Regions from separate parts of the Homo sapiens genome. Here region 2 is linked to region 1. Evidence: chromatin loops called from intact Hi-C (ENCODE). Cell type or tissue: HCT116. All regions are shown on one strand. Each heading gives the region's core, and the rest is flanking DNA. Links, peaks and the distances in the headings are about the cores only.

The links. Peaks named below come from ENCODE experiments on the same cell type or tissue, not always from the same donor. Only the 100,000 strongest peaks of a DNase experiment are listed, where the experiment ranks them.
Region 2: it touches region 1 in a loop (10-fold over the local background); 4 of 110 quality-filtered maps call a loop at or near these places.

What each region holds. Positions count from the first base shown.
Region 1 is chr14:74,103,175-74,119,963 of GRCh38, reverse strand. All of the region lies in intron 5 of LIN52 (lin-52 DREAM MuvB core complex component), which reads right to left. All of the region lies in intron 1 of LOC105370563 (a long non-coding RNA gene), which reads left to right. Among named protein-coding and RNA genes, the nearest start is that of LIN52, 27 kb to the right of the region's middle. In HCT116, for the core only: a CTCF peak has its summit at 8,167 (motif pointing left); a DNase peak (open chromatin) is centred at 8,193.
Region 2 is chr14:74,466,125-74,482,913 of GRCh38, reverse strand. It overlaps NPC2 (NPC intracellular cholesterol transporter 2), which reads left to right. Exons shown (of 5, transcript NM_006432.5): 4 at 2,135-2,212; 5 at 2,626-2,974. The coding sequence ends at 2,640. MIR4709 (microRNA 4709) reads left to right here and starts at 2,710; the gene lies at 2,710-2,781. It also overlaps a transcript of SYNDIG1L not described here and the pseudogene RAP1AP. In HCT116, for the core only: a CTCF peak has its summit at 3,693 (motif pointing right); no DNase peak of the experiment used is centred there.

The sequences.
Region 1 (16,789 bases), core at 4,338-12,337:
CTTGGGAGGCTGAGGCAGGAGAATCGCTTGAACCCAGGAGGTAGACATTGCAGTGAGCTGAGATCGTGCCATTGCACTCCAGCCTGGGCGACAAGAGTGAAACTCCATCTAAAAAAAAAAAAAAAAAGAATAATCCAGTAATCCAGTTTTTAAAGATGGGCAATGGGCAAGAGACACTAATAAGGACTTCACAAAAGATGTTATCCAAATGGCCAATAAACATACAAAAAGGTGCTCAACCTCATTAGTCATTAAGGAAATGCAAATTAAAACCACATTAAGATACCATTTATTAGAACGACTAGAAGTTAAAAGACTGAGAATACACCTGTTGGTAAGGACTTGGAGCAACTGAAATTGCTGATAGGTTTGTAAATTGATATAACCACTTTGGAAAACTATTAATATTTGGAAGTACCTACTAAAGCTAAATATACATATACCCCTATGATCTAGCAATTCCACTTCCTAGTTATATATCCAATGAAAATGCATGTACGGCCCAGGTGCGGCGGCTCATGCCTGTAATCCCAGCATTTTGGGAGGCCAAGGCGGGCGGATCACGAGGTCAGGAGATCGAGACCATCCTAGCTAACACAGTGAAACCCTGTCTCTACTAAAAATACAAAAAAAATTAGCTGGGCGTGGTGGGGGGGCGCCTGTAGTCCTAGCTATTCGGGAGGCTGAGGCAGGAGAATGGCATGAACCCAGGAGGCGGAGCTTGCAGTGAGCCAAGATGGTGCCACTGCACTCCAGCCTGGGCAACAGAGCAAGACTCTGTCTCAAAAAAAAAAAAAAAAAAAGAAAGAAAATCCATGTACCAAAAAAAGATATATATCAAAAATACTAACAGTATTTATTTGTAATAACCAAAAGCTGGAAATAGTCCAAATATCCATCATTAGTAGAACGAGGAAATAAATTGTGGTAACTTCTTACAATGAAATACTATATAGCAATGGGAGAAAACCCAAATGATATGGCCGATGTCATAATTTAAACGCTGATCAAAAGTCAGACACAAAAGAGTATGTGATTTGTTATTCCATTTACATAAAGTTCAAAGATAAACAAAATTATTCTATGATAGTATAAGTCACAGTAATGCTTTGAGAGGAAGGGGCAAGTAGGGACTAGAAGGGGCACAAAGGAGATTTTGTATTTATGTACTAGAAAGGTGTTTTGTTTTGAGATAGGGTCTCACTCCTGTCACCCAGGCTGGAGTACAATGGTGTGATCTTGGTTCACTCCAGCCTTGACTTCCCAGGTTCAGGTGATCCTCCCACCTCAGCCTCCCAAGTAGCTGGGACTACAGGTGTACACCAGCAGGCCCGGCTAATTTTTGTATTTTTTGTAGACACTGGATTTTATCATGTTGCCCAGGCTGGTCTGGAATTCCTGAGCTCAAGTGATCTGCCAGCCTCAGCCTCCCAAAGTGCTGGGATCACAGGCATGAGCCACAGCACCAGGCGCAACGTTCTGTATCTTGATCTGTTTTGACCAACGGTTACAGGGGAGTGTTAATTTTATGAAAATCATTGAGTTGTACATTATAATTTGTGTGCTTTTCTTTATATACATTATACTTCAATGTTAAAGCTTATTAAAGAACAAAAAATGATGGGACAGTAGAATATTTTTATATTCTGAATCAGATTGAATTCTCATTTTAGCTCTTTCCTCTTTTTATTTACTTATTTTTTGACACAGGGTCTCACTCTGTCATCCAGACTGGAACGCAGTGGCATGATCATAGCTCACTGCAGTCTCAAACTCCTGGGCTCAGGTGATCCTCCCACCTCAGCCTCCCCAGTAGTTGGAACTACAGGAATTTTCAGCTTGTCCGGCTCTCTTTTCTCTTTTCATTCAATATCCAAAACTTCAACCTATCAGATTCAACTCTCCATTGAAAGGACGTCTTTACCGTTATCCAACCATTCAGTCTTAAACGTGTCCTCCTACAATAGAGTCAGTCAAATACAACTACACCTGAGAAAACAAATCATTACTTCTATTTTATTTTTCAAATTTTTTTTGGTTATACCAAACCGAAAAGTAACAAGCTTTTAGTTTAGACTTAACAGTTAGAGATACTTCTCTTATACATATGCCAAAGTCATTATTTCTCCAGATTTCCTGTGACAAAGTATTTTGTGATCATTTATAAATTCCCATGCATTATCGCTACCTTCCAGATCATATTATCAACACAAACCAGTGGAAAGTACCAGAAAGAAATAAAGAAACGGGCACTACATTTGAAATACAAAAACACTCCTTATTTTGTTGAAATTTCTAGAACATCAATAACTAAAAAACAAACGAAAGCAGAAAAATGCCAATTTATTTCCCCATGGGCAGAAACAGTCATTCTTAAACCCAAAGCCTGGAAAGAAACTGAACTCCTATGAACACTTTTGTAATCACTTTAGTTCTCATCACCTCTTTGTTATACAAAAACTACTTTCAAAGCCCCCCCGCCAAAAAAAAGAAATCCAGGTCCATTTCACCTCTCAGCCAAACAGCTGCAGTTCTATTTAAGATTGACAGACATTCCAAATGGTTCTTTGCTCCTACTGAGTACTTAATACCAAGAGTTCACAGTTCTCCAACTACAGTGAAGACAGCCCGAAAACATAAAGTAACATCTTGGCCAACATTTGCTTAAGAAAATATGCTTCTTTGGCCAACTAAATCGTCTCTTGCCCATGACCCAACAGCCTACCATTTCTTTTGCTCTCAATTCCTACTTATGCAAGCACATCCTGAGTATGGGAAATGAGATATGTATGGGAAACATTCACCTTGCTATTTATCACTTGTATAAACTGATCAATTGTTAATGGATCTACTCATTTTTATTTAGAAACAGTCCACAGAAGAGCTCAAAAATTTAACTGCCTAGAAAATTCAGAGATTTAAGTACAATTTTGTTTCTAAAATGGCATACAACTTTTCCTTATTTTTTTAAGTAGTATTTTTTTCCTATTCAACAGACTAGAATGTGTTTTTGTTAATTTGGAAAATTCAGAAAATTTTAAAAACCACTCAAGATAGTCATTAAAACATACTGGTGTATTTCCTTCCAGCCATTTGTCTATGTCCATGCTCTCAAAAGAAAAAAAAAAAAAAACACCTGCTGTAAAATTGTATGTTCTGCATTTTGTCACTTGCTATTATCCTTATATATAATGAATACCTTTCTGTCATGAAATGCCCTTTAGTGCTTTTTTTCTTTTCTTTTTTTTTTTTTTAGAGACATAGTCTTACTCTGTCACCCAGGCTGGAGTGCAGTGGCACAATCTTGGCAGCTCACTGCAAGCTCCACCTCCCAGGTTCAAGTGATTCTCCTGCTTCAGCCTCCAGAGTAGCTGGGATTACAGGTGTCCACCACTACGAGTGACTAATTTTTGTATTTTTAGTAGAGACGGGGTTTCACCAGCTTGGCCAGGCTGGTCTCGAACTCCTGATCTCAAATGATCCGCCTACCTCAGCCTCTCAAAGTGCTGGGATTACAGGCGTAAGCCACAGTGGCCAGCCCCTTTAATGTTTTTTAATGACCACATTGTATTCTACTGTATGGGTAACACTATAATTCACCTGGTATTTCCCAAATGTTGAACTTTGTTTTATTATGTATTTTTTTTATTTTTTATTTTTTGAGACAGAGTCTCACTCTGTTGCCCAGGCTGGAGTGCAGTGGCTTAATCTTGGCCCACTACAACCTCCACCTCCTGTGTTCAAGCGATTCTCATGCCTCAGTCTCCCCAGTAGCTGAGACCACAGGCATGTGCCACCACACCCGGTTAATTTTTGTATTTTTAGTAGAGACAGGGTTTCACCATGTTGGCCAGGGTGGTCTCAAACTCCCAATCTCAGGTGATCTGCCCACCTTGGCCTCCCAAAGTGCTGGGATTATGGCATGAGCCACCATGCCTGGCCCATTTTCTTATTTATCACACTTTCTGCAGAATTACATGGAATGCTACTTTGAAACCAACACCATCCAAATTAATTTATACTCTGCCTACTCTCCAACCCCCTTCCCCTACAAAAAATCAGAAGAGAATGAAACACCACAAGCATTTTATGGTAAAATCCTCTTTGTGTGTAAAGCCATTTCAGAGGCAATGTTGGGTTTATGAAATAACTTGACTAACGGATAAAAGATTTGAATGTTTACAAGCCTTAAAGGTAATTTGAAGATTTGTATATCCTAATTTGTTAACCAAGGGAAAAATGAGAAATAATGGCATGGTTTACTTCACATTATCATAAAACATTTCAAAAAATAAAATACTTAAGGCTAAATTGACAATTTCTAATTAAGAATAACCATGATCCCTTCAAAGTGGAGTTCCTAGATTTTATGCTGTAACCTAAATAGGTGCAAAGCTAATGACTATGGCAAGATGGTAAAGTAATGCATAAAACAAAGAAAACAAGGATAAGTTTCCATCAGTATTTGCAATGCAGATTTCAACACAGTCTTTGGGGTGCTTTTCAATCAAGTTCTCTGGCTTTATTTTTCAGGTTAAAATAATTTAAATTTATACTTTCTTGAACTTCCAGCCCTCATCAACAGATAGGATCAAGAAACATGGAAAAAAAAAGTTCGCCTTCACAATAGAAGAAATGAACATTAGAACAAGACAATATTTTGCCTATCAAGTTGGCAATGACTTTAAATAATTATAATACTTGTTATTAGCAAGGATATGGAGTGGGGAGTACCTTTTTGGAAGATAATTTGGCAATCTGTTTCCCTCTCAATCACTAATTTCCAATTGCATGTAAATTGCAGTCATAATACCTAATGGGAATTATCCCAGTGCTGATATAATCCAATGTCGCTTATTTAAAACATGAGCAACAACAAATATTTTGGACCAATTCCTGTTACTTCAAATTTAAACTTCTGAAACTTTTTTCCAGTTAACAAAGAATTGGATGTCTACTGTATAGAGAGGCCATAACAACTTTTTAAACTTGTAGGAAAGTTCAGGAAAAGTTCATAGGTAGGGAACCGAAAGAAAAAGCACTATTGTGGAAGAAAACCATACAAAAGTCAGTCATTCTACTTAGCAGCCTAATGACCAGCCAAAGAAAATAGGGACTTCACAAGTCAACTTCTGAAGTTATGTACATCCTATTTCACATATTGATTTCTTTGAGATCAAATAACTCACCATTCACTATCTAAAACATTACCTGTTGCCTAGGTAATATGACTGAACTAGATATCTTATTAATAACACTAACCTCTAGCCTCTACAAATGACATTTACTTATTTCTAAGAAAATAAAGATGCCTGCCTACAAAGGAGCAAGTAAAAGAATTATGTGATTTTTGTTGTTGTTGTTGTTGTTAAGCAGGCATCTAGCCTCCTTCTGACTTCCCTGTCATTAATTAGGCTAAAACATCATGGTAAGCTCTAATTTCAGCTTATCCCGTAACATCCCCATCCAGACATTTACCTACTCCTAAAAATTCCAAATCTGAAAAATCTATTGTCAGTGCACTTCTTCCCATTCTCACTGCCATCATCCATTCAAGCTCTCAATCCTTCACCCTGGATTCCCACTGTAACTTCCTGCCTCCTCTCTCTACCATCCTACTCTATCCTGTGCACCAATGCCTCCTAAAGGTGTGTATCTTTCCTATTCAAAAATCTTCAGTGGTAGAACTTTTAATGACACAGGAAAATGCTTAAGATAGAATAAAATTTTTTAAAGCACAAGTTAAAACTACACACACACACACACACACACACACACACACACACACTAATCTCAGTTATATTAAAAAAGCATTTCTGGCCGGGCGCTGTGGCTCACACCTGTAGTCCCAGCTACTTGGGAAGCTGAGGTGGGGGACTTGCTTGAGCCCGGGAGGTAGGGGTTGCAGTGAGCCAAGATCACACCATTGCACTCCAGCCTGGGTGACAGAGGGAGACCCTGTCTCAAAAAAAGAAAAGAAAAGAAAAAAAAAAGAAAAGAAAGAAAAATAGCATTATCTGTGTACATGGTACATGAATGGATGCAAGTATACATATAAACACACACATAGACACATAAAGGGACTAAAAGTGGGGCCAGGAAACACATGAAATGTTAATAGTGGTTATCTCTCAGTGGTAAGGCTATGGTTTGTTGGTGGTTTTCTTTTTTTTACTTTCTTCTTTATTTTTACAATAAAAAAAATTGTAGTAAAATCTCTTTTAGTAAAGGGTCTCCCCAAACCATCTACAACACACACAGTTAATTTGACAGCATTAAGATACTTTTTAAAGAACATTTCACATGCTCCCTACTACCACTGAGAATAACTCCTTGACCCCTGGAGTTCAAGGCCCTCCTCAGTCTGGCCCCTCTATCTCCTTCCTAGTCTTAGTCATTATGAGACCTAACATAACCTGGGGTCTAGATTCAACCACTCGCACCGTTCCTTGAGCAGAGCTGTTGCTTTCAAACTCTTTAACATTCACTCTACCTAGAATATGCTCCCTTTCCATTTCTACCCATCTTTGTGTTCTTTAAGGTTTTCTTTCTTTCCTTCCTTCCTTTTTTTTGAGACAGAGTCTTGCTCTGTTGCCCAGGCTGGAATGCAGTGGCATCATCTCAGTTCACCGCAACCTCTGCCTCCCAGATTCAAGTCATTCTCCTGCCTCAGCATCCCGGGTAGCTGAGATTACAGGCGCCCGCCACCACGCCTGGCTAATTTGTGTATTTTTAGTAGAGGCGGGGTTTCACCATGTTGGCCAGGCTGGTCTCAAACTCCTGGCCTCAGGTGATCACCCAACTCAGCCTTCCAAAGTGCTGGGATTACAGGCGTGAGCCACCGCACCTGGCCAGGTTTATTTCCAATGTTCCAGAAATTGCAAATATTACCATACTCATTTCCCTTGTCTATAACAGACATCACTAATTGCCTTCTCTGAATCTAGGCTCCCTCTCAAAATCTTTCTCAATTCAATGGTCCTAGGCAGGTCTTAACTAAATAAAATGAAGTTTATCTGCCACTCCTGTAGCAATCTAATGCAATTGCCTCTTCTCCCCCATCCATATAGTTCTTTGTACTCTCATAGAGCTTTTCTCCTCTATATTTTTTTAAGAATCATTTACCTTAGTTGTCTTATCTTCCTTTCCTACTAGATTTTAATCTACAAGAGGGCAGTAATTATCTTCCTATCCCCTACATAGCCTTGTATGAAGTAGTCACCCAAACAGTTGCTGAACAGGACACTTCATTCTTTTGTTATTCAAAATGGCTAAATATTTGAAAGCTTTATTTTAAAACAATTAAATTTTTCTTGAAGGACTAATTAGTCCAATGTAGTTTCATCAACTTTAGCTAACATTCCTGTTTAATGTAATAGAGCATTGCCTGATACCACATGAAAACCAACAGAGTCCAAGGATACAAGATAAGTCACTGGTAGGGGAAAGTATTGAGACAAGAGAACTTAACCCATTTTTAGGGTCTTATATGCAGATATAAAAACTATTGAATTAACCACATTTTTAGAATTTTTTTCTACTAAGTGGGAGAATCGCTTGAACCGGAGGCAGAGGTTGCAGTGAGCCGAGATTGTGCTGCTACACTCCAGCCTGGGCAACAGAGGGAAACCCTGTCTCAAAAAAAAATTTAAAAAAAAACAAACAAACAAGGAAATATGTAAAAAAAGATGAAGAGATAAAAAAGAAAAACAAAAAGCTAAAAATAAAAATCAACAAGGTATCAACAAAGCTAGGCAAGTAGTCTGGTAAAAATCACAAGAAGGGGCCAGGTGCTGTGGCTCATGCCTGTAATCCCAGAACTTTGGGAGGCCGAGGTGGGCGGATCACCTGAGTTCAGGAGTTCAAGACCAGCCTGACCAACATGGAGAAACCCCATCTCTACTAAAAATACAAAATTAGCCTGGCGTGGTGGCGTATGCCTGTAATCCCAGTTACTCGGGAGGCTGAGGCAGGAGAATAGCTTGAACCACGGAGGCGGAGGTTGCGGTGAGCTGAGATCACGCCATTGCACTCCAGCCTGGGCGACAAGAGCGAAACTCCATCTCAAAACAAAAAAAAAGAAAAAAAGAAAAAAAATCACAACAAGTTTTTACATAGATCAAAAATCCAGTTCAAGAGATGTGGGTAGTCTTTCTGTTAGTGGTACAGAAAGACTCATGCTGCCATCTAGAGGTTAAAGGCTAGATGATTTTTCTCCTCAGTCAAGGACTATTAATTTAGTTCTATGAGAGGTAGGACTTAATTGGCCTAATAAGGGAAGCCAGACAAATAATTCTGATGTCAGCCCACAAAAATAAATAAATAAATAAATAAATAAATAAATAAATAAATAAATACCAGGGGCAGGGCATGGTGGCTCACACCTATAATCCCAGTGCTTTGGGAGGCTGAGGCGGGAGGATTGCTTGAGCCTAGGAGGATGTGGCCAGCCTGGGCAACACAGGGAGACCCCATCTCTACAAAATAAAAATTAAAAAAAAAAAAAAATCAGTCAGGCATGGTGGCACTGTCCTGTGGTTCCAGCTACTCGAGAGGCTGGGCTGGGAGGATTGCTTGAACCTGGGAGGTCAAGGCTGCAGTGAGCTATGACTGCACCACCGCACTCTAGCCTGGGCAACAGAGACCCTGTCTCCAAAAAAACAAAAAGGTGTAAGAATCACAGTTATACTCTCCCTTCCCTCCTTTATATATTAAAATTACAAATCAAAAGAACTGTTTAGAATTTTATCTAGATGGGAAACAACTTCTAAATGTAAATGATCACTTTTTTGCAAATCACATGCCCAGAGGGTGGAGAAGTCTAGTACCACAGGCTAGTGCTGTGGAAACTTCTGCTTCTTGAAAGCAGTTTTTCTTAGTTACTACCATCAAATAAAGTACCAAATAGTAAAGTTGTATAGATAACTTCATCAATGTAGATTAATGGGATAAAGTATTAAGTTTTGAATGGAGACATCTTAATCTTTTTTTTTTTTTTGAGACGGAGTCTCGCTCTGTCACCCAGGCTGGAGTGCAGTGGCGCGATCTCGGCTCACTGCAAGCTCCACCTCCCAGGTTCATGCCATTCTCCTGCCTCAGCCTCCCAAGTTGCTGGGACTACAGGTGCCCACCACCACGCCCGGCTAACTTTTTTTGTATTTTTAGTAGAGACGGGGTTTCACTGTGTTAGCCAGGATGGTCTCGATCTCCTGACCTCGTGATCTGCCTGCCTTGGCATCCCAAAGTGCTGGGATTGCAGGCGTGAGGCACCATGCCTGGCCTCCTTTTTTTTTTGAGATGGAGTCTCGCTCTGTCACCCAGGCTGGAGTGCAGTGGCATAATCTCGGCTCACTGCAACCTCTGCCTCCCAGGTTCAAGCGATTCTCCTGCCTCAGCCTCCTGAGTACCTGGGACTATGGGCGTGCGCCACCATGCCCAGCTAATTTTTGTAGAGACAAGGTTTTACCATGTTGGCCAGGCTGGTCTCAAACTCCTGACCTCAGGTTATCTGCCCACCTCAGCCTCCCAAAGTGCTAGGATTACAAGCGTGAGCCACCACACTGGCCTTAATCTTTTTCTTTTAGAGATGGGGTCTTTCTTTTAGAGAATGGAGTCTTCGTTTTGTTGCCCAGGCTGGTTACAAACACTTGGCTTCAAGCAATCATCCCCGCTTGGCATCCCTCTCAATCTTTTTACAGTGAAATGTTGCTTTTAAAAAACAACAGTGATAAAATTTAGCCAAATAACAGTCCCATTAAACTGCTACATGAACGTACAGAATTATATGATTAATCAGCAGAAGCAACTACTTATATCAAAGTAAGCTAAATTCCTCAAAGCTTTTTTAGAAGGTAATATATTCAGTGTTACCTTATTTACATTAAAGCACATCTACAAAAAGCCCACAGCTAACACTGTGGGTTTCTCCCAAAGATCAGGAAAAGTCAAGGATGTCCACTCCTGCCACGTCTATTCAACACTGTACTGGGATTTCTAGCCAGGACAATTAGGAAAAAGAATTAATTTAAAGGCAGTCAGAATGGAAATGAAGAAGTAAAACTGTCTCTCTTTGCAAATGACAATTCTGTATATGGAAAATTATAAATAATCTACTAAAACATTATTAGAACTAAAGAAATAAGTTCAACGAAGTTGCAGAATACAGGATCAATATACAAAAATTAATTCTATTTCTCAGTAGTAGCAATGAGCAAACTGAAAATGAAATTAAGACAACAATTCCATTTATAATAGCATCAAAAAGAATAAAGTACTTAGGAAAAAATTTAACAAATGAAGTATAATATTTGTGCTTTGAAAATTGCAAAACATTGTTGATGTTGGAAAGCTCACACATCCCAATTTCAAAATTTACTACAAAGCTACAGTAAGCAAGAAAGTGAATTACTGGCATAAGGATAGAGATTACATCAATGGAATAGAATGAGAGTCTAGAAATAAACCTTCACATTTACGGCCAACCAATTTTTTTTGTTTTGAGGCAGGGTCTCTCTCTATAGCCCAGGCTGGAGTGCAGAGGTGTGATCATGGTTCACTGAAGCCTCAACCTCCCAGGCTCAGCCTCCTGAGTAGGTGAGACTATGGGTGCACATCACCATGTATGGCTAATTTTTAATCTTTTTGTAGAGATGGAGTCTCACTTTGTTGCCCAGGCTTGTCTCAAACTCCTGGGCTCAAGCAATTCTCCCACCTTGGCCTCCCAAAGTGCTGGGATTACAGGTGTGAGCCACCATGCCTGGCTGCCAACTGATTTTTTACAAGGATGTCAAGACAATTCAATAGAAAAAGGATAGTCTTTTCAACAAACGATGCTAAGAAAACTGGATATCCACATGCGAAAGAATTAATTTAGATCCCTATCTCACACCAAATATAAAAATTAACTTAAAATGAATCAAAGACCTAAATCTAAAATTATAAAACTCTTAAAAGAAAACACAGGCATAAGTTTTTGAGAACCTGGATTAGGCAATGGTTTATCAGGTAGGACACTAAAACACAAGCAACAACAAAATAGATAAATTGGATTTCATCAAAATTTAAAGCTTTGTGATTCAAAGGACACCATTAAGAAAGTAAAAAGACAACCCATAGAATGAGAGAAAACTTTTGCAAGTCATATATCTGATAATGTCATATATGTGATAATAACATATATATGTTTCTAGAATATATAATGAAGTCTTACAATTCAATAATAAAAACACAAACAATACAATTTACAAATAAGCAAAGGATCTGAATTGATAGTTCTCCAAAGAAGATATATAATAAGCACATGAAAACATGCTAAACACCATTATTACTAGACAAATGCAAATCCAAACCACAATGAGACACTACTTCATACCCTCTATGATGGACATGATAATAATTAAAAAAACAAAAAATACAAATAACAAGTATTGGCAAGGGTGTGAGAAAACTGGAACCCTTATACACTGCTTGTGGGAATGCAAAATGGTTCAGCTAGTTTGGAAAACAGTCTGACAGTTCCTCAATAGATCAGATATAGAGTTACCACATGACCCAGGAATTCCACCTCTAGCTATAAACCTAAGAAAATGAAAACATGTTTACCCAAAAAGTTGTGTGTTTTGGTTGAACCTGAATGTTCACAGCAGCATTATTTGAAGTAGCCAAGTAGTGAAAACAACTCAAACGCCCATCACCAGGTAGATAAATACAATGTGGCGTATCTATACAATGGAATATTATTCAGCCATAAAAAGAAAGAAAGCACTGATACATGCTATAGCATAATTGAACACTGAAAACATTATCTTAACAGAAAGAATCCAGTCACAAGAAACCACATATTATATGATTTCATTTACAAGCAATGTCCAGACGAGGCAAATCCATAGAGACATGAAGCCAGTAAGTAACAGCCTAGGTCTGGGGAGTTTGGGAAGTAATGGGGAGTGACTGCTAATGGGTGCAAGGTTTTTCAGGTGATGAAAATGTTGTAAAATTGGTTGTGGTGGTGACTGCAAAATTCTGAATATACAAAAATCACTGAATTGCACACTATAAATGGGGAATTATAGACTATGTGAATTACATCTCAATAAAGCTGTTACCCAAAAAAAAGAGAAAAAAACCAAATGTATCAGGGTCCCAAGGTTTAGCCGTAGTTTCAAATGATACAATCCTCTGCTTTCCCAGTTTTCACATTTTATTTAAAAATATTTCAAAGATAGCTAGTAAGTAGGTCATTTGCATGACTACTAACTGGTCTGTGGTCTTCAGAGATGGGGAAAAAAATCTATGGGCTATGGGCTGAAAAAGTAAAAATATGATTCTTATCTTAAAAAGTTACAATCAGTCCAAGGACTGAGACATGTACCAAAAATCTCCAAGAAGAATGGTAAAAGCACCTTACAAATCAAACAAACAAACTGCTCTAGGGGCAATTTGAGAGGCCAGAGAGAGCACTCACTTTCTAAATCAAGGATGAAAAGGGAAAGCTGATAGAAGGACAGCTTACCGAGAAAAAGGAATAGCATGAGTAGAACTAAGAAGATGGGGAAGTATTCCAGAAAGAGAGGGTAAAAACTGCTGAGAACTAGTATTCAATAGGATTCATGATAATGAACCTTAGGAATAAAGGAAGCAATGTAGTATTGAAACTTACAGGTCTAAATCAGGATCATAAGCATGTAATAATAGTGATGGAGTAGGGTTCAAGTAGAAGATAAACCAAGCGATCATCAACAAGTTTCACACTGTATTTATTCTGTGCTGTTGACCATCCACTGTCATAAGAGAAGACATTCCAGAAATAAGACCTTCAAATATTACGTCTCATCACTAAAACACCAACTACCCAGAAAAAGAACAATTTCCCGAAGCTTCAGACAGAGACAGTGCATGTGTTTTGGTAGAGGAGATGTAAGAAGGCTAGAGTAATCCGGCGAGGGTCAGAATGCAAAGGATTTTGAATGCCACACTAAGGGGCCTAAATTTTATCCTATGGGTAATGAAGTAGTACCAATGATTTATGAGCAAAAGACAAAGAGAAGAAAATGTACTTCAAAAAATCAGGCCGGGGCCGGGCGTGGTGGCTCACACCTGTAATCCCAGCACTTTGGGAGGCCAGGCGGGCAAATCACTTGAGGACAGAAGTTCGAGACCAGCCTGGCCAACATAGTGAAACCCCATCTCTGCTAAAAATATTTTTAAAACGCTGGGCATGGTGGTGCACACCTGTAATCTCAGCTACTTGGACGGCTGAAGCATAAGAATCACTTGAGCCTGGGAGGTGGAGGTTGCAGTGAGCCAAGACTGCACCACTGCATTCCAGCCTGGGAGACAAAGCAAGGCACTGCCTCAAAAAATAAACAAATAAATAAATAATAAATCAGGCTGGGGTAGGCATGGTGGTTCATGTCTGTAATTTCAGCACTTTGGGAGGCCAAGGAGGGAGGACTGGTTGAGCCCAGGAGTTCAAGACCAGTCTGGGCAACATAGTGAGACCTCGTCTCTACAAAATATCAAAAAAATTAGCCAGATATGGTGGCACTGCACCTGTAGTCCCAGCTACTTGGGAGGCTGAGGTGGGAGGATCTCTTGAGCCCAGGAGTTCGAGGCTGCAGTGAGCCATGATAAGGCCATGGCACTCCAGCCTGGATGAGAGACCTTGTCTCAAAAAAACAAACACAAAAACAATGCGGCAGCAGTAACAAGATAGATTGGAATGGGCTAGTTGAGAGGCAGAGGGACCAGCTAGAAGGTGACTGTAACATAGTTCCAGTAAAAGAGGGAGGACTCTGAGCTCAGATGGAAATAATAGAAATGGAATTCTTCATATGCTAAGGCAGAGTTTTACTTTTTTAAATATTTCTATATATTTCAAGGGAATTTCATATAAATTAACTGCCCAAATCAAGCCAAGAGGCCTCAATCATCTGAGAGACTATAAATCCCTATAAGAAAAGTTACTGCATTCCAAAATTTGCACACCAAAAGGGTTATCTGAGGCATAATCATGTACCAATTCAAAGGGTAGCACTCATCTTCCAAAAGACACAACCTAGTTACTATCAGCCCTAGAAGGTTCATATAATTTTTATACTAACATTTAACAATGCTCTTGGGAAGTGACAAACAATCATGTTTTGAGGACAAATATTTTTTGCATTTTTTTTCTTTCCATCATCTTTATCAGTGCAGATATTTGCATAAAAACAGGATCACTGGTCCTTGGGGATTCATCAGTTCCTACTGCTTATTTTTCACCCATGTCATCCTCTCAATTAATGCAGGAAAGAGGATTTAGACATTGAAACACCAGATTAGGGTGTCAAGTAAAAGCCAACCCCTAGAGTAGATGAATAATCTGTAAGGACAAAAAAAAAAAAATCTTGTTTTTAATGCAAATACACTACACACAATAAAACAAAGAGAGACTGTATGTAAGAAGTTCAATACACATCAATGTAATTGTTTCTCATTCTAAATTTTAAAGCTATTTCATGTCAGCTAAATTCACGATGGTCAAGGAAAACGGCAATCAGTTGCAAAGCAATGCTATGGAAATTGAAAGAACACCAAATTTTGAGGTAGAAGATAATTCTGAACAATCTCAGCTGTGCTCATGGGACTCATTTGGCAGAAACAAGCATTTCTCTTATACAGTTTTGGTTTAGTGCTGAAGGTGGCCGAATTAAATGACTTCAAACCCCCACCCCCAAAGCCTTAAGTTTTTAGAAATACAGTTAGCAGTAATAATGGCTTTAATTGTGTGGATTTAAAAAAATAACAAATGCCACACCAAGTTTTTGATTCCATTGAAAGTCATTAAAATAAACTTTACTGATGCTTAGGGAACAAACTCATTATTCTGAAAACTAATAAAGAAAGAAAAAGAATCATTTATCCCATCATGCCAGTAGAAGCAGTTTTCGAGGTAACCAAATAGTTGATAAGATACAGTCCTTTTTAGAAAAATTCTAGTCAATGAGAGAAATGACAGAATATTACTACCTTGCAACCTATAATAAAACAGTAAATCTAGACTGTGATCAAAGCCTGCTACTCTAGGTATAAGACTGATGAAGAATATTACAATGAATAAATCTGATTGTCATAGTTCCACCTGCATTTTATTTCCCCATCATTTGTTAAGCCTAGTCATTTGTTCTGTAGATTTTTCAAATTCTGGGTTTTGTTGATTACATTCCTGTGGTAGAGCTTAATTAACATGTTCACCTATCCCTTTTTATTTCCTGATAGTTAGATCTAGAATCCATCAACTATTAATCTTAGTATCACAAAAAGAAAGACCAGCACACATAATGTACCCAACACCAACTGTGAAATATTCTTATCAAAATTAAAAAAAAAAAATCAAGCCTGTATCTGTGCAAGCTTCTAGATCTAACAATCAGCAGATAAAAAAGGGATAGGTGAACATGTTAAGCTCTACCACAGGAATGTAATCAACAAAACCCAGATTTTGAAAAATCTACAGAACAAATGACTAGGTTTAACAAATGACAAGGGGAAATAAAATGCAGGTGGAAGTATGACAGGCTAAAAAAGATTTCAGAGACATATCAAATACAGTATATGAACCTTATTTAGATCCAGACTCAAAAAATGAACTGTATAAAGGCATTTATGAGTCAACTACAGAAATCTAAACCCTGATTGGCTATTTGATGATATTTAACAAGTTTGTTAAAAAAATTGTAGTTATAATAATGAAACTATTGTTATATTTTTAAAAAATAACAGTAGCCAGCTGGGCGCAGTGGCTCACTCCTGTAATCCTGGCACTTTGGGATGCTGAGGCAGGTGGATCACGAGGTCAGGAGATTGAGACCATTCTGGCCAACATGGTGAAACCCCGTCTCTACTAAAAATACAAAAATTAGCCAGGCATGGTGGCATGAGCCTGTAATCTCAGCTACTTGGGAGGCTGAGGCAGGAGAATCGCTTGAACCCAGGAGGCGGAGGTTGCAGTGAGCCAAGATCGCGCCACTGCACTTCAACCTCCAACCTGGCGACAGAGCGAGACTCCGTCTCAAAAAAAAAAAAAAGAAAGAAAAAGCCAGGCACAGTGGTATGTGCCTGTAGTCTCAGCTACTCAGAAGGCTGAGGTGGGCTGATTGCTTGAGCCCAGGAACTCAAGTCCAGCCTAGGCAACATAGAAAAACCCAGTCTCTTAAAAAAAAAAAAAAAAAAAAAAAAAAAAAAAAAAAACTGGCCAGGCCCGGTGGCTCACACCTGTAATCCCAGCACTTTGGGAGGCGGAGTTGGGCAGATCACCTGAGGTCAGGAGTTCAAGACCAGCCTGACCAACATGGAAAAACCCCATCTCTACTAAAAATACAAAATTAGCTGGGCCTGGTGGCACATGCCTGTAATCCCAGCTACTCAGGAGGCTGAGGCAGGAGAATCGCTTGAACCTGGGAGGTGGAGGTTGCAGTAAGCCAAGATCATGTCATTGCACTCCAGCCTGGGCAACAAGAGCAAAACTCCATCTCAAAAAAAAAAAAAAAAAAAAAATCTTACATTTTGTGCCACTGTTCCTGAAGAGAAAGGAAAAAAAACAATATGTCAGGTGTGGTGGCTCATGCCTGTAATCTCAGCACTTTGGGAGGCCAAGGTGAGCATATTATTTGAGGTAAGGAGTTTGAGACCAGCCTGGCCACCAGGGTGAAACCCCATCTCTACTAAAAATACAAAAATTGGTCAGACATCATGGTGCATGCCTGTAGTCCCCGCTACTTAGGAGGCTGAGGGAGGAAAATCACTTGAA
Region 2 (16,789 bases), core at 249-8,248, 370 kb before region 1:
CCCTCCTCCCTCCTCCCTCCTCCCTCCTCCCAGCTGCGGCTCCTGCTTCGGCTCTGCACAGCAACGGCTGATGCCATTTTTATATACAATATTTCACTTGGATCTCATGACCATCCTATGTAGAGGTGATATTATCTCTATTTTACAGCTGAAGAAATTTGAGCCTCTGAAGTTATGCAATATGAACAGAGTCCACTCCACTAAGAAGCAGTGGAGCCCAGGTTTTGAGCTGGGTCTTATAACTCCAAAGCCTGTGCAATGTTAAAAGATTTTAGCCAGGTACCAAATAATTAAAGATCCAAGTTGTCTTAACATTGTCATCAGAAAATCCTGGTTTCTCCATTAATCTCTTAACAAAACAAGAGAGCAGTAGTTTGTTAGCTCCATGGCAGAGAGGTAGCTTTTTCCAGCCTTCTTTCTGCCCTCCAATCCCCACCTTCACCTCTGACCCATCCCTGCTGCACCTACCTCTTTTTCTACCAAGCACTCATAAGGTAGATCCTGCTGCAGTGGACCTGTATTAAAGATATGTATCTTGATAAGAATGGAGGAAATAGAGGGATGGCCTTTTTCCATGAAGAAAAAGAGCCGCATTTCTTGAAATCAAGTAGAACTCAGGAGCAATATCTGGCCATTTATTTTCTAGGAAAGGTAAGTAATTAAAGAACATTCTAAAGAGACTCAAATATAGGATGTCTGTGCTTAAGGGCTGTTGGAGACCTTAGAGGTCAGGGACAGATTAGTAGATGAATATCCACATAACCATGGGCATGTCTGAACCTCAGTTACGTATGCAGTGACTAGTCAGAGCCTGATACGTAGTAGGTACTTAATGTATGGTAGTTATTGTCTGTTAAATGAGTTACATTTAATTTGAAAAATAGCTCAAACTGCTTAAGCACTAAATGAAGCAGTAGTTAATGTATACTAGTCTGGAAAAACTCACAAGGCAAGTTTCAAGAACCTGAATATCAGTGCCACTCACATGTTCCATTGTGAAGAAACATTAGAGTACAAAAGAGAGGTAGTAACTAGTGACAAGTAAGCTAATGTCCACATAAGAAAGGACCTGCAGAGTGTCAGTGAGTTATCAAGAATTGGAAGGGACCACTCACGTGATATGAGTGTAACAAGTCAAGGCAGGGATTTCTGATGAAGTACATTATTAGAAAGCAGTTTAAGGGCGTTAACTGAAAGTATATTGCTACAAAAGGTTGTCATCCTTGAAATTATTCATACAGCTACAGACTTCTCTAGGCCATCTTTTGTGCTTTGACATTTCCATTTCTAGCTAACAAGAACGTTTCCTTATACCTAAGAATCTAAATTTTTTTTACTCTCTGCTCTTCATGGTTACATTGGGAAAAAGCTGGATCAGATTGCCAAATACATGAGAAATTGCTTAAATGTGAAATTATTCATGTAAGCCTTCATGTGTTAGTCCATTTGCCTTGTTGTAAAGGAATACCTAAGACTGGGTAACTTGAAAAGAGGTTTGATCAGCTCACGGTTCAGCAAGCTGTACCTGAAGCATAGTGCCACCACCTGCTTCTGGTGAGGCTTCAGGAAGCTTACTGTTAGGACAGAAGGCAAAGGGGAGCCAGCGTGTCACATGGCCAGCACTAAAGCAAGAAAGAGAAGGGGGAGGCCCCAGACTCTTTTAAACAGCCAGATCTCATGTGAAGTCAGTGAGAACTCACTCATCACCAAGGGGACGGTGCTAAGCCGTTCATGAGGGATCTTCCTCCATGATCCAATACTTCCCACCAGGCCCACCTCCAACATTGGAGGTCACATGTCAACATGAAATTTCAAAGGGACAAATAACCAAACCGTATCACTTCATTTATATGCCATTGATCTAAGAGAGAAGAGAATGCTTTAGAAATTACATTTGATAAATTAACCAAGTTAGTATGTGGTGCTGCTAGCATCAAATCACAAGTATAACTTTGTTCACTCTCTTAAGGCTGTAAGCTGTGCCCACATGCTAAGCAGCCCTCATGATTTAAGAAAAAAAGTATGAGGAGTTAGGAAGTTTGCTACTGTACATCTAGGATTCATAGTTAAACCAATTATGGATAGAAGTCAGGTCCTATTTTCATTTTTCTCAATTATTTTTCTCTTTCTCCAGATAAAACTGGTGGTGGAGTGGCAACTTCAGGATGACAAAAACCAAAGTCTCTTCTGCTGGGAAATCCCAGTACAGATCGTAAGTCTATCTGGGGGTGAGAGGGCATGGGTGGAGGGAAGAAAGTGGAGGAGAAATCAGACTGAAACTAAATCAGTGCCATAAGATAAAAGGAATTTCAAGACTGCTGTTTTATGCCTCTCAACCTCTAAAAGCATCTGAGACCCTATTTCCTGAGAGCTCAGAACTGTTGCCTTTGTAATATCCTTTGTTAAAAAAAAAAAAGGTTGAAGGAAAGAAGAGAGAGTGAGACTGTAGAGATTGATTTAACTGTCTTCATTGGTTTTTTTCTGTCGGAGTAAGGAAGGTCCAGCCAGACAGGACCTGAAGGAGGTTGCTTAGGAATGTCTGATAACTTGCCCTAGGGTTATTGCCCTGACAGTGGAGGAAAGGTTCCAAACCACTTCCACTGAGCTGGGACATTACATCCACAGGTTTCTCATCTCTAAGTGCCTCATTGAGTTCGGTGCATCTGGCCAATGAGTCTGCTGAGACTCTTGACAGCACCTCCAGCTCTGCTGCTTCAACAACAGTGACTTGCTCTCCAATGGTATCCAGTGATTCGTTGAAGAGGAGGTGCTCTGTAGCAGAAACTGAGCTCCGGGTGGCTGGTTCTCAGTGGTTGTCTCATGTCTCTTTTTCTGTCTTAGGTGGTTTCATTAAATGCAGCACTTGGTTAGCAGATGTTTAATTTTTTTTTTAACAACATTAACTTGTGGCCTCTTTCTACACCTGGAAATTTACTCTTGAATAAATAAAAACTCGTTTGTCTTGTCTTCTGCATGTGGGCTGTGGTCTTCTCCTGCTCCTTTCAGGGTACATTCTGCTAGAACCATGGAAGGCAGGCCCCCAGTTCCGTGGTCCCAGAGTGCACTGAAGACATGACTTTTTCAGAAACTCTTTTTCCTCCTTTTTGTCCAGTAAGACCATATCTATTTTATATAAAATGGCCTTGTTTTGCTTTATTTGACACAATCTTATACCACCAAGCATGCTCGAAAGAAGCAGTGAAAGTAAAAATCACCTAGTTGAATAATAACGCCTGAAAGGTTGAAGGAACTGAATTTGGTGGGGAGGGCAGGTAGGGGTTAGGGATTACAGGTTAGGATGAGGCATGGTGATCTTTTGGGAACACTGCTGTGAAGAAAGCCTAGAAGCTTAAAAATGAAATGTGAAGTTGTAGCAAGTAATGGCTAAATTAATTAAATCTTGGAGTTTCCTATCTTAAAGTACAAGTATAATCATGGGCATATATTTTGCCACCTATTTTGAGTCAGTATACTAGCAGTCAGCTCTTAGGTGGTACAGGGATTACAACCCCATTCACAATTGAGTTGAATAACATGGACCTTAGGTCATCCATTGTTAGGGCAAAAGGAAGGAACATTCATACAAAGTGCTTGTGAGCAAGTGATTGATTTGATCCAGTTCTTTTCATCCCACTAATTTCACTAGACCCTTGGATTTCTTTGGTCTGTGAGTTTCCCAGGAAAACCACCAGGGGACAGTGATGGATCAGGAATACAGTTATCAACAGCCAAGCTTTCCTAGTTAATGCTAGGAGCCAGTCAACCAGTGTACTTTTTACCTAAGATCTTTTGTGTATCCTGCCACATTGAGTCTAGAGTGACAGTCCACCTTGTCTCCCATACCAGACTCTAGATGTATCAGAATTGTGTGAATTCCTGAGGCTGTTAACTGTTGTGCGGGTCTCTGGCTTCGGACTGCCTATGGTTGAATCCTGGCACCAACAATTAACAGGACTACCAGTGTGATCTTGAAATCACTTCATCTCTCTGTGTGTCAGTCTCCTTATCTGTTAAATAGGACTAATAATAATAGGGCTGTGAAGACTAAATGAGATGAGGCATGTAAAACACTTAGAATGACCCTGGCTATAGTATATACTCTCTAAATGTTAGCTGTCACTCTGGGAGACAGACATTCTTCTTTGTCTACAAATAGCAGGAAAATTAGAAGGTTCAATCTGAGATTTGATGATGTCTCCTCAGAAGGATGAGGCTATCCTCTGTGCACAAGAACTTTCTGAAAGGCCTGGAAAAGCTCAATTCTCATGTGTCCACTGTCTCCCTATTCCCAGAAGATTTCTCATGCCATTTAGCTCCTTTGAAGTTAACAGCTACCCACCCTGCATACTCCTCTGCCCTTGTGTTAAAAGAAGACAGGACTCACAATACCATGCAAAATGAGTACTTGCCTCTAGCTAGGAACAGTGCCTACTTCAGGGAGAATTGATTTTGATACAGCTGACTAGTTTGAGTGTTAAACTATTTTGGAAATAATTTACATATCTAAGTTCTAAAATATATTTTTCTTTCCTCCACTTATTCTTCAAATTTGAAACAATGTTTTAATACTGTATATCTTTCATTGTTTATAACTTGCATTCTTTGTGAAAATTTGTTCTTAGGGACAAAAAAATTCTTAATCTTTTTATGTGTAAAGCAGGAACAGACAGATAATACATAAACAGATACATATTATATCTGCGGTATTAAAATTTGGTGGGGTGGTCGATTAGGATTAAAAGGTCCATAAAAGCTCCTGTAAGGAGTGATAATGAAAAGGGTGGGGAAGCACTAAAGACAAAGAGTATAAGTAGATATTTCAGAAATCGAAATTAAAAAGTATTTCGGCTAGTTTATACCCTTCCATCAGAGCAAAAGGGGAACACAACAGCTTGTGACTGTTTGCCAGCCATCGCGGGGCTACATGAAGCCTGCAGCCGTGAGCTAGGTAGGGCTCCCGTGGGGGGATTAGTTTGAAAGGTCGTCTTCTACAGACAGTTCACAGACGCCCCCGTGAGTCATTAAAACATTGAGAAGCACTGAATCTTAGGTATATCAAAAAGGTCATCCTCTTTCCAATGACCGTCTCATGCTTTTCTAGTCCACGGAGCAGGTTTTGGAGGCTCAGCTCTTACATGAATTCCAGGACAGATAAATCCCAGATTCTAATTGTTGAAATAATAATGAGGGGCACCCCTGCTTATAGAATAAAGGGAACCCAACACCTCATATCTCCAGTTTGGGAAAAGGTTAAATATGAAGACTAGTATTCAGTCAAATCTTCATACTAATAAAAAGCAACAAGCATGGAGTAATTTTAAATCCTGCATATTTGGTTTTTAAATCTTAGTTGACTTTTTTTAAAAGGAACAGAGTGATCTTTTTTTTTTTTAACACAAAGTCTTTCAGAAAAGAAACAGGGTGATCTTGATTATGCTTTGGAAAGGTTGATAAAAACAGCTTGTTCTCTGAGAACACCCTCCAGACATAGGAAGAGTGGCTTGAAATAGGTGAGGTCAACTAAGAGAAAATGATCTGGGATCAGCCATTCACTTCAGATAATCCAAAAAGCAATGGTTAAATGGGTTGGTACAAGGACAGGGTTACAGTATATAAGAAAAGCATTAGCACAGAAAAAGGAGTCGTGTAAGAAAGTCGCCAAGGTGAAAGTCACGTTAAACAAGTGTTTTTCCCAAGGAAGAGACAGAACAGGAAATAGAGGTTGGGGTATGCCTTATTTAAAGGCCTGGAACACTCAGGCGAGGGTGTGTGTGTGTGTGTGTGTGTGTGTGTGTTGGGAATGGGGCTGGGGGGAGACAGGGTTGTGTGTGTGTGTGTGTGTGTGTGTGTGTGTGTGTGTGTGTGTGTGTGTGTTGGGAATGGGGCTGGGGGGAGACAGGGTTGAGTGACCCAAAGTAGAAAGTGGCTCTGGATCTCCACAGATGTTGCCTGAAAGTCTTTGAAGGATTTGAGTCATTTTGGGTGGTTGTGTCTTTTTCTCTGAAGAGAATTCCTCAGCCTATCCCTAGATTCTAAACTGAATCCGATTCACTTACAGCTGTCAGTTGACTAGCAACTAAATGGTCTGGGTGTTGGTTGCCATGGAAACAGCTAAAAGGCCCATTGCTATGGGAACCTACCAGGCTCTCCAAACCAGGGGTTTGGTTCCTAAAAAGGGGTGGAGGGGAGGGTGGAGACCAGGAGATGGCCTGCATAGGTGGCTCAAGGGTCCTGGAAGAGGGTGGGCAATGTGGGTGAGTGGATCCGGCCAGCTCCTCTCGACTGGGGCAGAAGAACAGTGACCTCTTCTACTTTCTGCAGATGTTCCCATGCCTGTTCTCTGCTCACTGCCCAATGCTAGCCACAGAGCACAGGTGTTTGCAGTTGCAAATGGAGACTAAGAGCCTGAGATTCTGGAGCAGACGTGGCATGTCAGTGTGGCTCCCCTCACCTGCAGGGGCTTGGAGAAGGACGGCTCCCTTCTAGCAGGCCGTCCTCCACAAATCATATGTCCCAGATAAGCAGCCAGCAGGCAGAAAGATCAGCTTAGCTCTGACTGCCAGTGGGTAAGGCCAAGAAGGAGCCTGGCAGACAAATGGATGGCTGCTGGCCTTGAACATGGCAGAGCTGCTGGGTGTGCCAGATCAAAAAGCAGAGAGCAGGCCAGCAGCAGCAGACTGTTCTCAGCGCTGGAGAAATGCATTGCTCTGCCCACTACACCCTCAACCATCCATATGCCTCTGCCACAAAGGGGGATACTGCAAATGGATCAACATAGGAAAGATGAGGTTTGATGGAGATTCTCAGTGTACACACACAATGCTTGTAAGATTCTTTTCTGTTTTGCAATCAAAGTAACTCTCACATTAGTGTTTAGTGGTAAGATGATTTTTTTACTAAAACAAAGAGAAAACATCCCAGAAGCTCTTCCATTAACCACTGTTAATGTGTAATGTACAAATTGAAGGGATTGGACTAATCACTAAAGCCTCTGTCAGGACTAACAGCTTATGATGCATTGAGACGCTGAAAGGAAGTTGAAGAACCACTGGCAAATGGACACAGATGAATCGTTTTCTAGTTACTCATATTGTGAGGGCGGGGAAAATCTCTGAACTCCAGAGAGGCTTAGGATGGAGACTAAGGCCAAGACATTTGCTTTAGAGACCATTTCAGATATGTTGGGCCCAGGAGACTTTCACTTGGTTCTGCAGAATTCTGAGATTTGTGATGCTGATTTTTTTTTCTCCTAATCTTGCCTTTTTCCTGCCTGGAATTGTTAGTCTCAGACCCTCCCAGGAGCTTCAGAGTCTAAGAGCCTGGCACCAGAGAAAGAGAGAGAGAGAGATGCCACTAGAACTTGGACTGCTCCACAGGACAGTTGAGCACTTCCCCAGAATCTGTGGGGAGGTTTTCACTTTTGGAAGCAGTAGTTGTTTACAGATTTCTGTAACATTTAAAATGTTAAATACAAGCTGGGTTTATATCTCACCTCCAACTTTTTCCAGCTGCTTGACTTTTGATGAGTTCCTTAACCTCTTAGGGCCTTAATTTCCTCAGCTGTAAAACAGGATGATAAGAATATACCCACCTCAGGTGGTTCTAATGATGACATGAGATGGGGGATGCAAAGTGCTCAGTGCAGTACCTGACGCATAATAAGTAGCTGAGAAAGGTCGTTAGTATTATTATTATCATCCTAGATAAAAAAGGAAGGTTGCAGCCATGGAAACTGCTCAGTGGCCTAGAATCATAGGCATTTGCCATGCATTTGTCTTCCAAATTTAATTCCAGGTGCCTTTCAAGACTGATGGCCTCTCTGATGCCACACTCTGGTTTGCCTTCATTAAGCCAGATTCTAACCCTCTCTTTTTAAGACACTTAACCACATTCTTTTTCATGTATGATTTTTATGTGTCTGCTTACCTTCCTACTAGACTGTAAACATCTTGAGAATAGAGACTACCCTTTCATCTTTCAATAAATGCCTAGACCTCAGCAATTGTTTAATGAATTTTTTTAATAGGGAAAAATGTCTTTTTTCTGTAGGTCTTGGATCAGACCATTTAACCCTATAGCAGCCTTGTCTCCAAAGGGAAGAAAAGAGTAACAGTGGGCTAGGTTTCATTCTCCTGAAGAAGGGCACGGCATTGCCTCATCCTGAGTGGGCAGCTCCAGAGCAGGGCCAGGGCTCACATCTTCTAGAAGCCAGCTGTCATCTGTCTGTAAGATTCATTGACACCAGCTTGTCTCCAGCCTGAAGGCTCCCTGGCCCTGGGCTCAGGCAGAAATGGCTCCTCCTCCCCTCCTGGCTGCTGTCTGTCTTCAGTTCAGCCTGCCTCTCCCTCCTGATTGCTCTGGCTGAAGCAAGAAGCCATGAAGATGGCTCTGTAGCTGCAAGTTGCATCAGGTTGCCTCTGGGAGAAAGAGAGAAAGCAGACCCGGCTTATGCAACTCTCTCTCCCCATACACTGAATCTCTGAAGTTCCTGGCCAACCCCCTCAGCTTCCCACCAGAGTTTGCCAAGGCTTGGCTTGGCAGGAACAAGGCCCAAAGAGCTACACAGAGCATCTCCCAGACAGTGGCCACTGAGAACCATCTCCTGTCAAGGTGGGTAACAGAGAAATTTCTGGGGTAGGGAGTAAGGCAGGGGAATGTAGGAGAAAAAGCCTCCAGGCCTGACTGACTTGCCATGGGACCATGGATCAACCATTTAACCTCTTTCAGCTAAATACCTCATAGAGGTGTTGTGTAGACAAAAGGAAACAATGGATGTGCATGTGTAGCTTGGAAATACAAAGCCTATTCATACTGGGAATATTAATATCATAGGCTAGTGCAGAGGACTAGCAGTTAATCCGTTGGATTTTCCTACTTAGATCCCATTGGCTTGATGAGCTGTCTGGGCACCCTCACAGAAAACCTCACAAGGAAAACAAGGTCCCAGATTTGGTCACCAGAAGAACAAGGTTGAGACTGACTCAGTGAATGCCTTTCTTTGACTGCAAAACAGGACTGTAATGCAGCTGGCTCTCCTGAAATGTTGGCTTCTAGTTCCGAGGGTATAGGAGGCCTAGGCAGCTGTACACTTGTGTCATCCTGATCATCATGAAGTCTGGTGGAATTTATATGGACAGGACAGTATGCATTCCTTCAACCAATACTTACTGAGCACCTATTATGTGCCAGGCACTGTGCTGGGCACTGGGAATGAAAAAATGAGTAGGGCATGGTCCTTGCCTTCAAGGAGCTTAGAGTCTAATGAGAGAAGCTAGCAGCAAACCATCACTGCAATCCAGTGGGACAAAGCCATGATAGTCACATGTACAGAATGCCATGGCAGCAAAAAGGAAGAGTACTGAGGTGATTTGCTCTGGAAGAGGCAGAGCCAGGTCAGGCCTCTGCTTAGAAAGTGGCTGGAAATGGAGACACTTAATCATGTACTAGGTCTTTATTTATCCATCATTCATTCAGCCAACATATCTTCTGAGATTTTTTGGAGTATTTATATATTTATTTATTTATTTTTGAGATGGAGTCTCACTCTGTCGCCCAGGCTAGAGTGCAGTGGCATGATCTCATCTCACTGCAACCTCCGCCTTCCGAGTTCAAGTGATTCTCCTGCCTCAGCCTCGTGAGTAGCTAGGATTACAGGCGCCTGCCACCACACCCTGCTAATTTTTGCCTTTCAGTAGAGACGGGGTATCACTATATTGGCCAGGCTAGTCTTAAACTCCTGACATCAAGTGATCCATCCACCCGCCTCGGGCTCCCAAAGTGCTGAGATTACAAGCATGAGCCACCGCGCCCAGCCTGGAGTATTTCTTACGGTGAATTTACCTCCTCCTGCATTACTGGTCTTGGTTAATTTGGTTTTATTTAAAGTTCCTCCTACTTAATTTACTCTGGACCTGAGTAAGCATACTTGGTGATGTCCCGACCCTAGTGTATACCCAGCTGTCATGATCTATTTGGATTTTAGAATTCCGCCCCCCTCCTCTGACTCTCCAGCCCACATTACACCACTTCTTTCTCTGTCTTTGCTCTAGCCACATCAGTCTCCTTTCAATTCCTCAAATTGGCTGTACTTCCTTCCTCCAGCCACAGGACTCTTACACATGCTGCTCTGCTGCCTGAAATGCTGCCCCACAACCCCTTTTCATTTAGTTAACTCCTACTCATCCTCATTTCTCCTGCAATGTCCCTTCCTCCAGGAAGCCCTCCCTGACCACCTCCCCCAGATCAGATCAAACACCTTGCTATACATTTTCATAGCACTCTGCTCTCTCCCTTCATGACACAATTCAACACTATATACTGGTATAATTATTTGATCAATGTCTGGCTTTCCCAGTCCCTTGAAGGCATCTTTGGGAGAGACAACATTTCCATTTTGCTCATCACTGTATTCCCACTGTCCAGCACAGCTATTAGTCCAAGGAGCAGATCTATATGTGGTTTTTGAGATAATTAATTAATGGAATGATTAACTATCTTTTTTGGGCCACCATTTGCCTTGGGCCTAAATGGTTCTGTGTTCAAAACTAAAACAATGCCAAATGCAAAAATAAGGACCAGAACCAAACAGGGAGCCCCTGTAAGAAATGTGCAGAAAGAAGGTAAAAGCCAGGGGAGGGGTGTCCCAGACCAGAAGGCATGAAGGACTAGAGGGTGAAGAAAGGAAAAATGTAGAGGGAGAGAGGGAGAATTCCAAGGCCCTGGTGTCTTACACCTCTCTGGGTTTTGAAATCAATAAATAGGTATTGAGTATCTATAACTCTGATTCTCAGGGGTACTTGTGTTCCTTGGGTGTAAGATAGTATGCCAGGGATACAAAAGATGGGATACAATTAGTCCGTTTTCCTGCTGCTCCAGTGTTATAAGTAGAACTTGAGGAGTATGAGGTTGGGGAAGAAGAGGATCATTTTATATCGAAACCAATACCAATATAGAGTCGATAATAAATTTCGTATGATTACAAAAATTCATCTGAGATTTTAAATATGTTAACGCTATGACTTCAGTGGTAGTTCAGGAAGAGAGTCAGAGAACCATGGGTACCTCCAAAGGATCCTGTATGAATTGAAGTTTTGAAAATCAAATAATATTAGAAACACATGGAGGACACACTCTTTAGAGACAGAACTCTTGCTCATTTTTGTACCACCCACCATTCCTATAGTGCACAATGCCCTGGGTGCACTATAGTTGCACATTAAATGTTGAATTGAATCCATAGCAAACAACTCACTCTTAGTTCGGTCTGTAAATTGTGAGGATTTGTGTGTGTGTGTGTATGTGTGTGTGTGTGTGTGTGAGATAGGGTCTCACGTTGTCACCCAGGCTGCAGTGCAGTGGTGTGAACACAGCTCACTGCAGCCTCAACCTCCCAAGCTCAAGCAATCCTCCAGCCTCAGTCCCCCAAGTAGCTGAGATTTCAGGTGTGTGCCACCACACCTGGCTAATTTTTGTATTTTTTTGTAGAGACGGAGTTTTGCCATGTTGCTCAGGCTGGTCTCGAACTCCTGGGCTCAAGTGATCCACCCGCTTCAGCCTCACAAAGTGTTGTATTACAGGTATAAGCCACCATGCCTGGCCTGTTAATTAGACTTTATTATCAAGATTCCTCTGCCGGCCACTCCTCCAGAGAGAGTTGGAACTACTTCCGTGTCTCTCTGCAGAGGATCGAGAGGATCAAGCTCTGCAGGGTGTTGTGTCTAAACTACTCCAGGATGGAATCGTGAGGGAGGTGATGGGGAGGTTACCAAGAGTAAGATGAAAGCAGAAAGTACGAAGAACATTTAGCTTCCAGCGATTGCCTAAAGGAAATTATTCTCTAGTTTCTCTGCAGGTTTCCATTGTTATCTGTGTTTATCTTGACTCCAGGAGCAACTGTGAGCTCCTTGAAGATGGGGCTGTGTCCGTTTTTAACACTAGGCACCTTGAAACCATGCACAACAAATACTTGCTCACTGTCCGGCCCAGGGAACCCCTGAGATCAGCGCAGATAAAGTCTTGGGAAAGATAAGCATCCAAACTGCAAAGCCCTAAACAGTGAAGTTCTCAGAGGCAGGCAGTAGAAGCAGGATGTTGGAAAAGCTGACGTCTGAGGAAGACCAGTGGGTCCTTTCTCTTCTCTCCTAATCTACCTAACAAACTATTGCGCTGAGCCTTGAAGAGCAGCAGTGGTGATAGGAGAGTGATTACAAGGATTGATTTTCAGCAGGGGCTGAGATGGAGGAGACAGTGTTCTCAGACTTAATCACTGCTTTTAACTCCCCCAACATAATCTCTAATGGTCCCTGGCTGGTGCCACTCGGAGCCTCCATCCCCAAACCCGTGCCACTCTTCCTTCCTGAGCAAATCCTTCCAGCTTCTCAGCAAGTCTGTGGCTCAGCTCTATGCCTACCGCCTTCATTTCCAATGCATTGTGTCCCTATTCATTCAGTATCCAGGGAAGGAGAAGGAGTGAGGTTGCTTCTGCAGTCTGGATGTTGTTTCTAGAGTGTATCCAGTCAACCACCCCAGGAGCAGCTCTTAGATGAAGGGACCAGACCCACAGGCAAAATGTAGCAAGCCAAGGGTTCTGGGTGACAAATGCTTTTGAGATGCCATCAGGCAGGGATGTGGCTTGGAAGCAGGGGCCAGGCTGCACCCATGTCAGGAAAGGGCTGGAAATAAGTCAAATAGAACAGAGTGAAAAAACAAGAATCATCAGCAATTTTTTTTTTTTTTAAAAAGGGAAGGTAGAAGGCCAAGGGCACAGAGACTTGTTGCCAGAGAAATTAGAGGTGAGTACAAGAACTCCTAGACAATGCCTTTCTCCACTTCCTCCTGACTGCATTTTCTCCTTTCGTGACTGCATTTTCTCCTTTTCTCATAACCTTCTCGATAAATCACCTGCAGGTTGTAACCATGTTGGCTGCACCCACTTGAAATTGCAATCTGGCAGCCCTAAGATTGGCATTCCGGGACTGTCTTTGTCACGAAAAGCAGAAATCCTGTTTATTTCTGTAAATTAATTGCTGGCAGAGAGGGTTTTCATTTTCCACCCAGAACAATAAGCAAAGAAATTCCAGGGTTGGAAAGCACCTAAAGGTTACTGTGGGTTAAGTTGCCAGACTTAGCAGCAAAAACACAGTGTTCTTGGCATCTCTGAATTTAAAGCCACAAAATAGGTCAGAACTGTGTGCTGAGCTCAGTCTGTGAGCATAAGTAGCCCCTGAGCCTTTATCCCTTAGCAATGAGCAGGGAACACAAACAATCAAAACCACCCTTCAGGCGACAGGTGATGACCTCTGCACCTCATCTACAACTTCAGGCGATGCCTGCTGCAGTCTAGGGTTAGAGGAGAAAGCCATGTGGCCACATTTTCTTCTTCTTCTTTTTTTTTTATTATACTTTAAGTTCTAGGGTACATGTGCACAACTTTCAGGTTTGTTACATATGTATACATGTGCCATGTTGGTGTGCTGCACCCATTAACTTGTCATTTACATTAGGTATTTCTCCTAAAGCTATCCCTCCCCCCTCCCCCCGCCCCACGACAGACCCCGGTGTGTGATGTTCCCCACCCTGTGTCCAAGTGTTCTCATTGTTCAATTCCCACCTATGAGTGAGAACATGCAGTGTTTGGTTTTCTGTCCTTGCGATGCTCAGAATGATGGTTTCCAGCTTCATCCATGTCCCTACAAAGGACATGAAAAGGCTCTGCAATGTGTCACTGTCATAAAGCTTACTGCAGCCACTGCACTGGGTGCTGTCCTGCCATCTTCTAGACACCAAACCTGACCTGGTCCTCTTCCTACACAATGAGGCTGCAGTCGGTCTGCAGCCCATATAACCTCACCATGGGGAGCCAGTGTGTATGGCCCCTTTGGGAAGGATGACCCCCAAGGGCCTTGACAGGACGCACAGACACACACTTCACACTGCAGAGATACCAATCCTGTCATAGACCAGAAGGTGTCCAAGCGAAGGGAAGACAAGATACAGTGAGGTTATTTGGGGAAGGGTTCCTGGAGGGGAGGAGATAGACAATTATTCAAAGGCTAGTTACTTGATTTAGCAGAGATAAAGGGTAGGACATTGAGGGTGGTGGGTGAGGTGATGGTTTGGAAGCAGGAGGAGGTAAAGCTATCTACAGAAAGGCCATGTCCTACAAGACTGGTGTGTGGGATGGTTGGGTCAGTGGGAGGTGAGTGGGCCCACGCAAGTCCTCGATGAGTAACTCAGGCATGATGTGGGATGCACACCTGAGCACACAGCAGCAGGTTTCCAAGCAGGGGGATCGTGATCCCACTGCAGTGTGTGTGGGGGAAGAGCTGGGCCTGAGAGGCTGGAACACAGGGTCCATGCAGGAACATTTGCCTTATTGGGAGTTCATTGCCAGAGGGTGGCCAGGATAAAGGTTGAGGGAAAAAAGGAGTGGGAGGAGAATGTCCCCGAGAAGGGAGGTAGGAAGGTAAAGGGAAGGTCAAATGAGGGAGAGACAGAGGCCCTGGCCTTCCCAGATGCAAATCCATAAGAGCAGGAAGAAGAGAGCCCAAAAGTAGCAAAGAGCAGGCCGCTAGACCCCAGCCTTCTGGCCACGAGTAATGCCTGCGAAGCAGTTCTACTATTTCAAAAGAAAAACCTTCACATCTGTCATCAGATTGGATTAGAACATCTTTGTGATGGAGGCAAAGTCAAGGGTTGGCTCTTTGTGATGGAGGCAGAGTCTCCATCTGACAAGGGAGGAAATGGAGGCACAGGGGGCTAAAGTAACTCTCCCAAGGTCTAGTCACACCCCATTCCTTTCATAGGTCAGGCCAAGAGAAAGAACAAGGAGTTTGGCGGGCCCAGCTTCCCTCTGCACAGGGAGCCTTCCTGCCTTGCCAATGGCGTCTTTCCCTGGGCTCCATGGATCTCACTCTAAGCTGCACCCAGATCCCCAGGATGCTAGGCCACTAGATCCCCCCGGACCTTGGGACCTCAGACAAAGGCCTGCTGTGCCATGGGGTCCTGCCACCTTAGGATGGACAGGGGATGGATGGATCCGACTCCACTTCCCTCTCCTGGCACCTTTCTCTGAACTGTGTCTGCCTGGAGTCTCCTCTCCAGCTCCACGTCAGTTCCACTCACTTCTCCCCTGGGCCTGGCTGGGGGTTTGGGTCACACCCCCCATCAGCCCCTTTCAATCCATGCTCCTACTGCCCTGCCAGGGCTTCCCCCCAATCCCTCCTCATCCTTTCTTGGGCACTTCACTTTCTCTTATTGGAAAAAATATTTGGCTGAATGGGAGCTTGCCAGTGTTTTATTGCTCAGATAAGGGATTTTCATATCAGTCCTGGTGAGAAGCAGTTGATGGACTAGTCTTGCCACCTCCTGCAAAAGGCAATTTCATTTGGCCAAGTCTGAATGCACTTGGGAAACTGAGCTGCTCTGGGGGTGGAGGGGAACTTCATAATCTGAGCCCCCTGCCCCCTCTCCTGGGGCTGAAAAGGTACTGAGCATCTGCCTAAGGTAGGTGGGAGCACAACTGACTTGGACATTGCCCCTTCTCAGCCCTCGTTTTAGGACCTGACTCCTAACTCCACCCCCAACCAGGACCCTTATGCTGGAGAGGACAGGGTGGGCGACACTCAAGCTTCTGAAAGGAAATAATAGGCTGGGCGCAGTGGCTCACACCCGTAATCCCAGCACTTTGGGAGGCCAAGGTGGGAGGATCACTTGAGCCAAGGAGTTTAAGACCAGCCTGAGCAATATAGCAAGACCCCGTCTCTACTAAAAATTTAAATTTAAAAAAATTTTAAAGGAAATAACACGGTGACCCATTAATGAGAAAAGTGTGAGAAAACTGCATTTACACAGAATCCCACCTCTCCACCCAAAGCCAGTAACCTGGAAACATTCTGCAGTCAACATGGCCCAAGGAATTTCCCCTTGTGAAGTGTGAGGGGTTTCTGAGGGAGAGGAAGGAAGGGTAAAATCTGAGGGTCTTCATTATTCCTGTCTCCAGGAAAACTTGTGTTAATTCTGGTGTCGCCCCTGGAGCCATCCACAGCAACCCAAACATTTCCAATGTGTGATTGAGCAATGGCTTCCAAGGGGCTCCAGAGTCAGAAGAAACCTTTAAGGTTGTTTAACCCAGTGGTTATCACACTCTTTAGCCACCGGACCTTTTGTCTAACGGAATTTTTTCCAGGAAGCTCAATGTTCAGGGTTGATACCAATGAGCAGCCGTGATGGAAGCGGGAGGGGAGACCTGTGGAGCCATCACTTCCCTTCCTCCCAGCTCAAGCCCAGCAGCAGCCCCTTGTTCATGAAGGGGGAGGCTGGGGAGGAGATGTGGTGGTGGAGGCAGTGGTGATGGCCCTTGGAGGCAGCCTGAAAACCACTTATCTCGTCCCCTCTTACAAATGAAGAAACTGAGGCCAGGAGGGGAAGTCATTTGCCTAATATCATGCAGAGTTCCTTCAGGGTCCATGCCTTGGTCAATGGACCAATTGGCCCTGTTCTCATCCTTTCCCTGGGGCCTCTGCTCCATCTATGCATGGATGCATCCATTTATCCATCCATCCATCTATCCACCCACCCAACCAGTATCCATGGAGTTCTGTGCTTTCCATTGAACTGGTCACAGATGATTCTGTGATTATGACATGGGCCCTGCTCCTTGCAATCAATGCCACCTTCTCAGGAAACCTGGTAGCTGCAAATTTTTCCCACCCCCAGCACAAGACCCCACCCTGCCTGTCACTCAGGCTCCCGCAGCCAGAGCTAAAGATAGAATTGAGGGCAGCGTTTT